Linked DNA regions of Homo sapiens: region 1 is linked to region 2. The links are chromatin contacts, found by Hi-C or POLR2A ChIA-PET in ENCODE. All regions are on one chromosome and are shown on one strand. The core of a region is the stretch at or near the end of the contact, and the rest is flanking DNA. Distances in the headings are between cores, read along the strand shown. Region 1 holds the start of ATP5F1B (ATP synthase F1 subunit beta). Region 2 holds the start of TIMELESS (timeless circadian regulator).

What was found. Hi-C counts contacts between places; a loop is a spot of excess contacts on that map. ChIA-PET counts read pairs that join two places held with the same protein, here RNA polymerase II (POLR2A). Pooled maps may share reads with other maps.
Region 1: a pooled map shows a loop between it and region 2 (5-fold over the local background). The contact joins the promoter of ATP5F1B here to the promoter of TIMELESS in region 2. A Hi-C loop is called at or near these places in 8 of 50 pooled maps. POLR2A ChIA-PET finds 5 or more read pairs at or near these places in 8 of 52 experiments (GM12878, HEK293, HEK293T and 5 more).

What each region holds. Positions count from the first base shown.
Region 1 is chr12:56,642,513-56,648,505 of GRCh38, reverse strand. It overlaps ATP5F1B (ATP synthase F1 subunit beta), which reads left to right and starts at 2,522. Exons shown (of 10, transcript NM_001686.4): 1 at 2,522-2,669; 2 at 3,153-3,335; 3 at 3,551-3,725; 4 at 4,548-4,669; 5 at 4,919-5,103; 6 at 5,675-5,833; 7 at 5,926-5,993. The coding sequence starts at 2,543. SNORD59A (small nucleolar RNA, C/D box 59A) reads left to right here and starts at 3,405; the gene lies at 3,405-3,479. SNORD59B (small nucleolar RNA, C/D box 59B) reads left to right here and starts at 4,752; the gene lies at 4,752-4,826. RefSeq lists enhancers at 2,005-2,713, 2,435-2,764, 2,714-3,424.
Region 2 is chr12:56,447,079-56,453,021 of GRCh38, reverse strand. It overlaps TIMELESS (timeless circadian regulator), which reads left to right and starts at 3,596. Exons shown (of 29, transcript NM_003920.5): 1 at 3,596-3,712. MIP (major intrinsic protein of lens fiber) reads left to right here. Exons shown (of 4, transcript NM_012064.4): 4 at 1,557-3,520. The coding sequence ends at 1,742. RefSeq lists enhancers at 3,853-3,942, 4,053-4,172, 4,195-4,715.

The sequences.
Region 1 (5,993 bases), core at 1,273-3,772, 200 kb before region 2:
GAGTGGCAAACACAAGATTCCCAGCCTGGCTCCAGTGGCAATATGCAATATTCTCTTTTTTTTTGAGATGGAGTTACACTCTTGTTGCCCAGGCTGGAGCGCAATGGTGCAATCTCAGCTCACCGCAACCTCCGCCTCCTGGGTTCAAGTGATTCTTTTGTCCCAGCCTCCCAAATAGGTGGGATTACAGGCCACCACACCCAGCTAATTTTGTATTTTCAGTAGAAACCGAGTTTCTCCATGTTGGTCAGGCTGGTCTTGAACTTCCAACCTCAGGTGATCTGCCCGCCTTGGCCTCCCTAAGTGCTGGGATTATAGGAGTGAGCCACCGCGCCCGGACTAATTTTTTTGTATTTTTAGTAGAGGCCGGGTTTCATCTTGTTGGCCAGCCTGGTCTCAGGTGATCTACAGGCCTTGGCCTCCCAAAGTGCAGGGATTACAGGTGTAAGCCACCACACCCAGCCAAAATCCTATGTTTTGATGCAGTCCACTGAAATTAGTTTTGATCCCACTCCACCATGGAATGATTTCCTAGTTGCCAAACCCAAACCCAGAGGATTTTTTTCAGCCCTAATTTTTTTTTCTTCTTTTTTATTTTTCTTTTTTTGTTGAGACAGGGTCTCACAACGTCAGCCAGCATGGAGTACAATGGTGCAATCTTAGCTCTCTGCAACCTCTACCTCCTGGGCTCAAGCCATATTCCCATCTCAGCTTCCCCAGTAGCTGGGACTACTGGCACATGCCACACCTGGCTAATTGTGTGTCTGTGTGTGTGTGTGTGTGTGTGTTTATTTTTTTACATATTTTTTAGAGACAAGGTTTCACCACGTTGCCCAGGCTGGTATTGAACTCCTGGGCTCAAGTTATCCACCCACCTCGGCTTCCCAAAGTGTTGGGATTACTGGGCTGGCCGTGCCCAGCCCAGCCCTTTTTACTTATTTTATTATTTATTTATTTATTTATTTTTTATTATTATTTTTGAGACGGAGTCTCGCTCTGTCACCAGGCTGGAGTGCAGTGGCACGATCTCAGCTCATTGAAACCTCCGCCTTCCAGGTTCACGCCATTCTCCTGCCTCAGCCTCCTGAGTAGCTGGGACTACAGGCGCCCGCCACCACGCCCAGCTAATTTTTGTATTTTTAGTAGAGACGGGGTTTCACCATGTTGGCCAGGATGGTCTAGATCGCTTGACCTCATGATCTGCCCACCTCGGCCTCCCAGAGTGCTGGGATTACAGGCGTGAGCCACCGTGCCCAGCCTATTTTATTTTATATATTTATTTTATTTTTTTAGAGAGTCTCACTCTGTCGCCCAAGCTGGAGTGCAGTGGCGCTATCTCGGCTCACTGCAAGCTCCGCCTCTCGGATTTACGCCATTCTCCTGCCTCAGCCTCCCAAGTAGCTGGGACTACAGGCGCCCGCCACCACGCCCGGCTAATTTTTTGTATTGTTAGTAGAGACCGGGTTTCACTGTGTTAGTCAGGATGGTCTCGATCTCCTGACCTCGTGATCCGCCCGCCTTGGCCTCCCATAGTGCTGGGATTACAGGCGTGAGCCACCGCGCCCAGCTAATTTTTGTATTTTTAGTAGAGACGGGGTTTCACCATGTTAGCTAGGCTGGTCTCGAACTCCTGACCTCAGGTGATCCACCTGCCTCGGCCTCCGAAAGTACTGGGATTACAGGCGTGAGCCACCGCTCCCAGCCTACCCTAAGAATTTCTATTCACATTTCATAGCTGAGGTCTCTCAGCTTCCTTCAAGGTGGACAATTCTGTATCTCTAGGTGACCCAATTTTATCCCCTCGTCTTTCGTGCACCCAGTTTATGCTAACCAGGAACCATCACATTATTGCATTGTTTGTTCACCTGGACCTTAAAAGGAAGGTTCTTAGTCTTATTTATCTTATTATTGAGTCTCCTCAATGCCCTGCTAAAGTACTGGTTACATTAGTTTATTTCATTTTAATAGGTTTAAATGATAAAGATCCTGTCTAGGTTGCTAATCTGTGCAATCGCCTGGGAGCTTGCAATCTCACTACTTCGAGAGAAAAACCTTATTTTGGCTCTAAAGAGGGCTCCTGACTTCGCCACGCTCACCTTCAGTGGTGCTTCACCGCACTACCACTTCCCTAACCACCGCCCCTATGGCTGTCACCTAGATCAAGGACCTATCTAAGGAGAAAGCCCAAGGACAGGCAAAGACAGGCCACGCACTTTCAACAGGAACTCGGCCCCTTTCCTAAACGTAGTTCCTCTGATTACCCTGTCCAACGGACGTCGCTATGATCCAATTAAGTTTTGAGGCTCAGAGTGACGCCCTCTAACCTCACACTGTCCAATAAAAAAAGGAGTTTCAGATTAGCACCAGTTTTGACCAATGGATGAGAAGATCAGCGTGTATTAACCTGTAGAAGCAGCACAGAGAATGATGAGCAGCCAGTTCACCCAATGGACCTGCCTACTGCAGCGTAGGCCTCGCCTCAACGGCAGGAGAGCAGGCGGCTGCGGTTGCTGCAGCCTTCAGTCTCCACCCGGACTACGCCATGTTGGGGTTTGTGGGTCGGGTGGCCGCTGCTCCGGCCTCCGGGGCCTTGCGGAGACTCACCCCTTCAGCGTCGCTGCCCCCAGCTCAGCTCTTACTGCGGGCCGCTCCGACGGCGGTCCATCCTGGTAAGTGCTTTTCTCTAGGAGCTAACGTTCCATTTTGCCGCCCCATGACCTTGAGCCGGGGAACGATGGTAGCTCGGGCCTAAGGGATCCGTGGTGTTAAAAGGATGCCTGGAGCCGCGTCTTGCTCTCTAATGGCTGGAGAACAAGAATGGGACACCCATAGGAGGTTTCTTCGACCCAGCTCTGTCCCATTTTGTATAAAGTCCTTTGTGTGACGGAAAAGGTGCGGGCAGGTGCGTTGACCTTCCGGTTGAATAGGGGTACTGAACTCTCGAAAAATGGGGTCTTGTGCATGCGGATGGGAAGGCTGTGCAGGCGCTTTATCGATCGCTGCGCGGCCTTCCCTCTTGGACACGCGTTCCGTACAAGCGGAAAGAGGCCTGACTTCGGCTGAGTTTTCCTCTCCTTGTGTGTTAAGTCCTGGCTTCCGATGACCTTTAACTGGCCTGACCCCAGCTCCTTCCAATATCTTTTGTCTGTTAGTCAGGGACTATGCGGCGCAAACATCTCCTTCGCCAAAAGCAGGCGCCGCCACCGGGCGCATCGTGGCGGTCATTGGCGCAGTGGTGGACGTCCAGTTTGATGAGGGACTACCACCAATTCTAAATGCCCTGGAAGTGCAAGGCAGGGAGACCAGACTGGTTTTGGAGGTGGCCCAGCATTTGGGTAAGTAGAGTTTGTTAGGAATAGTAAAGACCTTGTGTAGCCCAAATATCCCCAAAACCAAGCTGTCTGCCTTCTATGATGATTTTATCAAAATGACTTTCGTTCTTCTGAGTTTGCTGAAGCCACATTTAGGTACTGAGAAGGAGTCTTGGTCGATTTAGGTCTTGATACCAATTTATCCTTATGTATAACCCTGCGATGCCTGTATCTAACAGGTGAGAGCACAGTAAGGACTATTGCTATGGATGGTACAGAAGGCTTGGTTAGAGGCCAGAAAGTACTGGATTCTGGTGCACCAATCAAAATTCCTGTTGGTCCTGAGACTTTGGGCAGAATCATGAATGTCATTGGAGAACCTATTGATGAAAGAGGTCCCATCAAAACCAAACAGTAAGTTGCTCTTATTGCATCTATGCACAAAGGAACTTCTGTTATTTGCAGTTTTACACATTAAGGTGACATGTTCTCCTAAAGCAGAATTTTTCTTCTGATACGTTCGATTATTAAAATCACACAGTGCAGTTTCACCTGAAGAAATTAGGATGCAGAATTTCTGATTGACAAAAGCCTACTACTTGAGGTTTTTTTTTTTGAGAGGGAGTTTCGCTCTCGACTCACTGCAACCTCCACCTCCTGGGTTCAAGTGATTCTCCTGTCTCAGCCTCCTGAGTAGCTGGGATTACAGGTGCATGCCATCATGCCCGGCTAATTTTTGTATTTTTAGTACAGATGGGGTTTCACCATGTTGGCCAGGCTGGTCTCGAACTCCTGATTTTGGGTGATTCCCCCCCCACCTCGGCCCCCCAAAGTGCTGGGATAACAGGCATGAGCCACTGCGCCTGGCTAGTTGAGTATTTTTAAGACTCGGTCTTATGGCTTAGGTTTAGGAGTCTCCAAAACTTGTAGGTTTTTGTATTTGCTATTGCTATGTGAGGGAATGCTGTTAGGTTAAGGCTCAGTAAAATGAAAAATTTATGACAGTTAAAGTCAGGGAATGGGATTATTGTTTCCTAAGATAATAATTTTCTTTATTGCAGAAAGTTGGGTTAGATCCTAGATGATAGTTTATCTGATTTATGTAAGAAAGGGGAGGTAAGACTGTGGTTCCTCAGGTAAAGGGATGGACTTGAGAGTTGATAGGGAGGGATATATAAGATTATCATTTGCTTTCAACAAGGTGAATAGATACTATCCTCTCTTCTACCTTTACAGATTTGCTCCCATTCATGCTGAGGCTCCAGAGTTCATGGAAATGAGTGTTGAGCAGGAAATTCTGGTGACTGGTATCAAGGTTGTCGATCTGCTAGCTCCCTATGCCAAGGGTGGCAAAATTGGTATGTTATTAAGGGGTACATATTTTCCAAACCTAATATGGGAGGAAAAACTCATACAATGTTATGAGTGGATATTGACATCTATTCCTCACTGATGAGTACGTTCTGACTTTCGTTCTTCTGAGTTTGCTGAAGCCAGATGCAATTTCTGAGAAGGAATAGGATGGAAGGAAGCAATTACTTTTTTTGAAGTTTGCTTATTTAGGAAAGCAGAACTCTTAAATATTCTTTCTTTTCAACCTCTTATAGGGCTTTTTGGTGGTGCTGGAGTTGGCAAGACTGTACTGATCATGGAGTTAATCAACAATGTCGCCAAAGCCCATGGTGGTTACTCTGTGTTTGCTGGTGTTGGTGAGAGGACCCGTGAAGGCAATGATTTATACCATGAAATGATTGAATCTGGTGTTATCAACTTAAAAGATGCCACCTCTAAGGTAAGCATTGAGCTAATTGATGTCCACGTGGTAGTTACGCCAGGAAACTATTGCCAACTGAAGCCATGTTCTATATTTTCTATTTAATTTTTTTTTCTTTTTAAGAAAATGTTAATATTTTCATTTTCGTGTCCCAGGGCCTACAAAGGAAACCTGTTAGTGTTTTCCCCCCCAACTTCCAATACACAAATGGACATTTTCTTTCCTCTTTGATACTGACATTAAATAACATTTCCAGGTTTTCTTTTTGGTAGATAGTCCCATCATTTGAAAGCTAATTTTGGGAGGGCTGGATTGGACGTGGTACATATGTTTCAGTTAAGCCTATTTTGTACTTTTCACTTAACTTGAATAGGTTTTTATTTCCTTTCTACTATAGTTTTGCCTTACTAATATAAGAAGCTGTCTTTTTTTTTTGAACTGCATCTCTAATAGGGAAAAGAAACTTGCACACAAAAACGCTGACACCTTCTGAGAAAGGATCTGTGGTCGTTTCTCCGATTTGGGAACCTTCAGTATGTGGCTTCTCTACTCCTTTGTCAGGTTTTACGATTATGTATGATTACTGCAGGTAGCGCTGGTATATGGTCAAATGAATGAACCACCTGGTGCTCGTGCCCGGGTAGCTCTGACTGGGCTGACTGTGGCTGAATACTTCAGAGACCAAGAAGGTCAAGATGTACTGCTATTTATTGATAACATCTTTCGCTTCACCCAGGCTGGTTCAGAGGTAAGAGGGAAGGCTTGAGAGGACCTGGTTCATCTGGCCTTTCTTCGGATGAGGCTAAGGATGTAGACACCTAAGACCTTTTTTTCTTTTAGGTGTCTGCATTATTGGGCCGAATCCCTTCTGCTGTGGGCTATCAGCCTACCCTGGCCACTGACATGGG
Region 2 (5,943 bases), core at 2,347-4,846:
GACTGCAGGTTCCAGGCTGGATTCCTGCTTTCCTTCTGCGTGTGTTGGCTGCTGTACCAGCACTCAGCTAAGGGGGCTGTCAGAGAGTTTGGCATGCCTGTGTGAGCAGGATTCATGATTTTGCTAGAAGGAGAGGCTCTTGCTCATATTTTTCCTTCTCTGGTTAGTCAGGGAGTATGCACTGAGTATTCACTGGTTGCTGAACTAGCGGGTATGAAGAGAGACAACTAAATATGAGCAGAATAAATTCTGCTCTCAGAGATCAAGATGTGTTGTGAGCACAGATGGGCCTCAGCCCCATTCCAGTTCTAATACGTTATCGGCTTTGTGTGTGACCATGGGCAAATAATCACTCTGTGCTTCAGTTTGTTTTACTATAAAATGGGACATTACGAGAAATGTGTGAAAGTTATATGTGAGAAACATTTAGCACAGAATCTGATATAAAGTAAGCACTCAATAAATATTGGTTATGTTGATGTTGTGCAAGCCAAACATATGGAAATAATTTAAAAATTTTTCAAAGCTGTACACCCATTTTCATAACAGCATTATTCACAATAGCCAAGAGGTAAAAGCAACCCAAGTGTTCCTCAGTGGATGAATGGATAAACAAAATGTGGTATATACATAAATGGAATATTACCTGTAAAAAGGAAGGAAATTGTGACACATACCACAACATGGATGAATCTTGAGGACATTATGCTAAGTGAATAAGCCAGTCACAAAAAGACAAATACTGTATGATTACATTTATATGGGGTATTTAGAGTACTCAAATTCACAGACGCAAAGTAGAAGGATAGTTACCAGGGGCTGATGGGGGTGGGGTGGAATAGGCAGTTGTTTAATGGGTATAGAGTTACAGCTTTGCAAGATGAAAAAGTTCTAGACATAGGTTGCACAACAATGTGAATATACTTAACACTACTAAACTGTACACTTAAAAACATATATATATTTTTTTGAGATGGAGTCTCCCTCTGTCACCCAGGCTGGAGTGCAGTGGAGCTTGATCTCAGGATCTCAGCTCACTGCAACCTCCGCCTCCTGGGTTCAAGCAATTCTCCTGCCTCAGCCTCCTGAGTAGCTGGGATTTCAGGCGCCTGCCACCACGCCCAGCTACTTTTTGTATTTTTAGTAGAGATGGGGTTTCTCCCTGTTGGTCAGGCTGTTCTCAAATGGCTGACCTTGTGATCCGCCCGTCTTGTGATCCGCCCGTCTCAGCCTCCCAAAGTGCTGGGATTACAGGCATAAGCCACTGCGCCTGTCCAAAAATATTTAATATGGTAAATTTTATATGTGTTTTACCACAATGTATAAAATTTTTTTGAAAGCAACATACAAACTAGTGCAAATTGATAACAAATAGAATATACACATGCTAAGGTGTGGGATAAAGGAGTAATTTGATGAATCAGAAAATAAATGGTGAGTTTATTGTAGATATCAAGTGTACAATATCTTGTTTTCCACTAAGGTGGCTGGAAAAAGAGCAGCGTTGCTACTCTGTCCCCTCCCCAAGCCTGAGTATTCCTTTTCTCTTTCTACAGGTGTACTGGGTAGGCCCAATCATTGGAGGGGGTCTGGGCAGCCTCCTGTACGACTTTCTTCTCTTCCCCCGGCTCAAGAGTATTTCTGAGAGACTGTCTGTCCTCAAGGGTGCCAAACCCGATGTCTCCAATGGACAACCAGAGGTCACAGGGGAACCTGTTGAACTGAACACCCAGGCCCTGTAGAAGCTCCAGCTGAATAGAGGGAGTAGAAAGCTTCTGAGTTTACGTGGAGGGGTTTAGCCAGCCCCTAGATGAAGAAAGAGACTGTGGGGAGGGTCATGTACTTCTTTATTTTTTAACTTATGTATGTGGTTGTTTTTTTTTTTTTTTTCCTTTTGCTGTGTGAAATCTTTCAAGTTGCATTCATGAGCTGGTTGGTGCAAACTTCCCTTCCTCCCCATCCCACCACCCTTCGCCGTGTGTGCTGATTGTGCATATGAATGTGAGTGTGGCTGTGTCTGAGTTTTGGGGCATGAGAGCTAAGGAAGCAAAAAGAGGTGCCATCCTATACCTCCCTTCCTCGACCCAGTATGGTGAGTACTGGGTAACCGACACCTTAAGTTTCTGGCCTTTACCCTGCTGCCAGTCAAGTGTGTGGCTCTTGATTTCTGAGGGAACAGAGAAGCAGGGAGTTACTCCTCACACGAGGCAGATGGAGAGAAGTGGAGGAGACAAGGCTTCCAAGGGTTAGGAGAAGGGACTCAAGGGAGGTGGGTGGTGAAAACGGAGTATTAGCCCCAGATCAGGATGTAGGTGTACCGAAGAATTGGGGGGAAGTTAATGGGAATATATAGCCTACTTATCTTAGGGATGCTTGCCCCAGGGACTTGGGTGGGGAAGTAGCTCTGAGAAAAGTGAACACTAGGATTTAGCTGTTCTGTAAAGCCACGTAAACCTGTCTACATCCGCTGGCTGGTTGTGTTCATTCTGACATAATGGATCTCTTCAGAGGTCCTGGGCCAAAGAGCTTCCAACCTAAATAGAGCTTGGGCAAGCCTAGAATCTAGAAAAATTAAGCAGCTTAACTGGTCAGCCTGACATCCACTGTTGTGGCTGCCTGGCAGATGGTATTTAAGCCCCACAATTGTTCCCTAAGGCCAACACAGGAAATCTGATTCCTGGAGCAAATAAATGAACGGGTGGTAGTAGGGGGCATGAGGGGAGAGGCTTTGACTCTGTTCTAATTTATTTAGAGCAAATCAAAACACTCCTCAAATGGCATCTTTCTGCTTTTATCACTAGTTCCGTGTTTTTTTTCTTGTTTTGTGTCTGTGTATTTTCATTTCTCTGTCATCCGTCCTTTCATCTTGAAGCAAATCTCTTCTAACTCCCTCATACCCCAGAAATTGATTCCTTCTATTCAAATGCTTAATAATTCAGGAGATTATTATTTGTTTGAGCCCTATCTTCTTTTTTTTTTTGAGAGGGGGTCTTACTATGTTGACCAGGTTGGAGTGCAATGGATATTCACAGGCACGATCATCGCACACTACAGTCTAGAAATCCTGGGCTCAAGCGATCTTCCTGCTTCAGCCTCCCCAGTAGCTGGGATTACAGGGGGCCAGAGCACAGCCCTATTTTCTTTTCCTTTTGGCAAGATCATCTCAGCAGAGGCCAGAAGAGACCCTCAACTGTTCAATGAATATTTACGGTTGCTTTCTTCCTTTTATGAGCCTCTTGCATACTTTGAAAGCTTTAAATTTATACCTATAATACAACGGACATCCCCTATCCCAGAAGACCATTCCTCCCTGTACTTCAGCTCTTTACTTCCTCCCAAATAAAACCTAACTTTTCTAACTAACTATTTAAGACTTGGAATAGTCCGCTTGACTAGAAGAAGGGGAAGAATGTTTGTAAATTCACCTCTAATCGGACTTTGATTCTACTATAATTCAGCAGAAAATTCATAGCGCTGTGATTTTTAGATCGACCTCACATAAAACAGTCCCTGCACTCGCTTCCCTTTTCCTTCCTTCTTCACCAATCTCCGCCCCAGTTCGCTCGGAGTCACGTGGACCAGCCCGGCTCGCCCCGCCTCGCTCTTCGCGCAGGCGGGGACCGGTCCAGCTGAGCCTGGTGGCGGAAAGGCTGCGGCCCCGCGCCAGAGGGCCGGTGGCTCCTCCGGGCTTCTGAGGACCCGCAGGGAGCGGGTGAGTGAGTGTGTGGCGAGAGGGCGCTAAGCGGACACGGGGATCCTTTCGAAGCTATGGGGGCATTCTCGGGAAACGCTGAGTCCCTTTTCCCGCCACCCGGTTTAGAGCCAGGGGGCGGGGCTCGTGCTGCAGGCGCGCACGCGCAATTCTGTACTCTGCTCCTTAGTCTCCCGCGCCGCGTTCCCGGGTCTCACCGGACGCGGGCTTAGCCCTACGCTGCTCCGCACAGCTTGGGTCTCCCGCGGGATGGGGTTGTGATGGAAAGGGGCTTGGAATTCCTGAATTAGAACAGAAAGTGCCTGAGGGAGTTCCACTTCGGAGCTTAGCATCTAGTTGAGACCTCCTGAAAAAAACCGGTGTGTGGCCTGGCGGTCAGCAGTGGTCGGAATTCACAGGCCGCTTTACTTATATCGTGGGTTTTATGGAACGGATTTCTCACTCCCTCCCTTCGTTGCCTTGTTCGGGTTTGTCACCTGGACCTCAGCCGCTAATGAAGCTTTTTTCCTTGAGCCTCTCAATTCTTTGCCATTCGTGCTTCGACTAGTACTTTCAATTTTTTATTTATTTTATTTTATTTTGAGACGGAGTCTCGTTCTGTCGCCCAGGATGGAGTGCAGTGGCGCCATCTCGGCTCACTGCAACCTCCGCCTCCCGGGTTCAAGCGATTCTCTTGCCTCAGCTTCCTGAGTAGCTGGGATTACAGGCGCGCGCCACCATGCCCGGCTAATTTTTGTATTTTTTTTAGTAGAGATGGGGGTTTCACCTTATTGGTCAGGATGATCTCAAACTCCTGACTTCGTGATCCGCCCGCCTCGGCCTCCCAAAGTGCTGGGATTATAGGCGTGAGCCACCGCGCCTGGCCTGTTTGTTTTTTTTGGTTGTTTTGTTTTGTTTTGTTTTTGAGATGGAGTCTGGCTCTGTCGCCCAGGCTGGAGTGCAGTGGTCCGATCTCGGCTCACTGCAACCTCCGCCTCCCCAGTTCAAGCGATTCTCCTGCCTCAGCCTCCCCAGGAGCTGGGATTACAGCTGCCCGCCACCACGCCCGGCTAATTTTTGTATTTTTAGTAGAGATGGGGTTTCACCATGTTGGCCAGGCCGGTCTCGAACTCCTGACCTCAAATGATCCGCCCGCGTCGGCCTCCCACAGTGCTGGGATTACGGGTGTGAGCCACCACACCCGGCCCTACTAGTACTTTGTACAAAGTAAAGGTAGATCATCTGATGTTAAATTTAAAACTCCTCTTTGACCACCCACAGTTAGCCTTAAATCCGTAGGTGGGTGTCTGTGGCCTCTCAGTCTGGCCCTGACCCTCTCAATCTCATTTTGTAAATCTCTTACGCACCTGACTCCTGGCCACGTGGAAAGATTGTGGCTGCCCTCTTTCATATCTCAGTACTTAGTTCCTGCTGTTCCTTCTGCTTGGAAGATCTTGACACTGCTCTGCCAAGCGAACTTCTCTTTGAAGACTGAGCTTAATTGTCCCTCTGAAAATCAATGTATCCAGCTTCCTATGCCAAGTTAGTCACTTCTTCCTGTGTGTCCCTGAAGTTTTTTACCCCCCTCTATTACCAGGGGCACTGATACAGCTCAATAAAAGATCAATAAAAGGTTACTGAGCTCCTAACATGTACCATGCACTGTGCTTAGCGCCAGGCTTACAGAGATGAGTAGGATGGAGAGTTCCCGACCCTTAAGGAACTCAAGTCCTAAGGAAAACACATGTAATTGAGTCTTCTGTGGTTACAGTGAAAGGGTCATCAAGAAGTCCTTCCTGGCTTCCTTCCTCCTCTCACTGCACTCACACCATCTTACATCCTGATGCCTCCAAATCTTTAGCTCCAAACTCTTCTCCCTCATCTTCCAGACTTCTCTGTTTCAGTTCAATTTAGTAAAGCATTTATTGAGCACTTACATTGTGCTGCGTAATGATGATTCCTGATGTGAAAGAGTTTACGTTTTCGTGCAGTTAACATAGGATAGTTAGAATCACCTGAGGAACATTGTCAAAACACTTGCCTAAGCCCCATCGCTGGAAATTCTGATCCTGTAGCAAGGCTCTGAAAGTTCAAGGGTGAATAAGAATTCCTATCTCTACTAAAAAAAAAAAAAAAAAAAAAAAAAAACAAAAATTAGCTGGGTATGGTGGCATTTTCCTGTAATCCCAGCTACTTGGGAGGCTGAGGCAGGAGAATCACTTGAACCCGGGAGGCGGAGGTTGCAGTGAGCC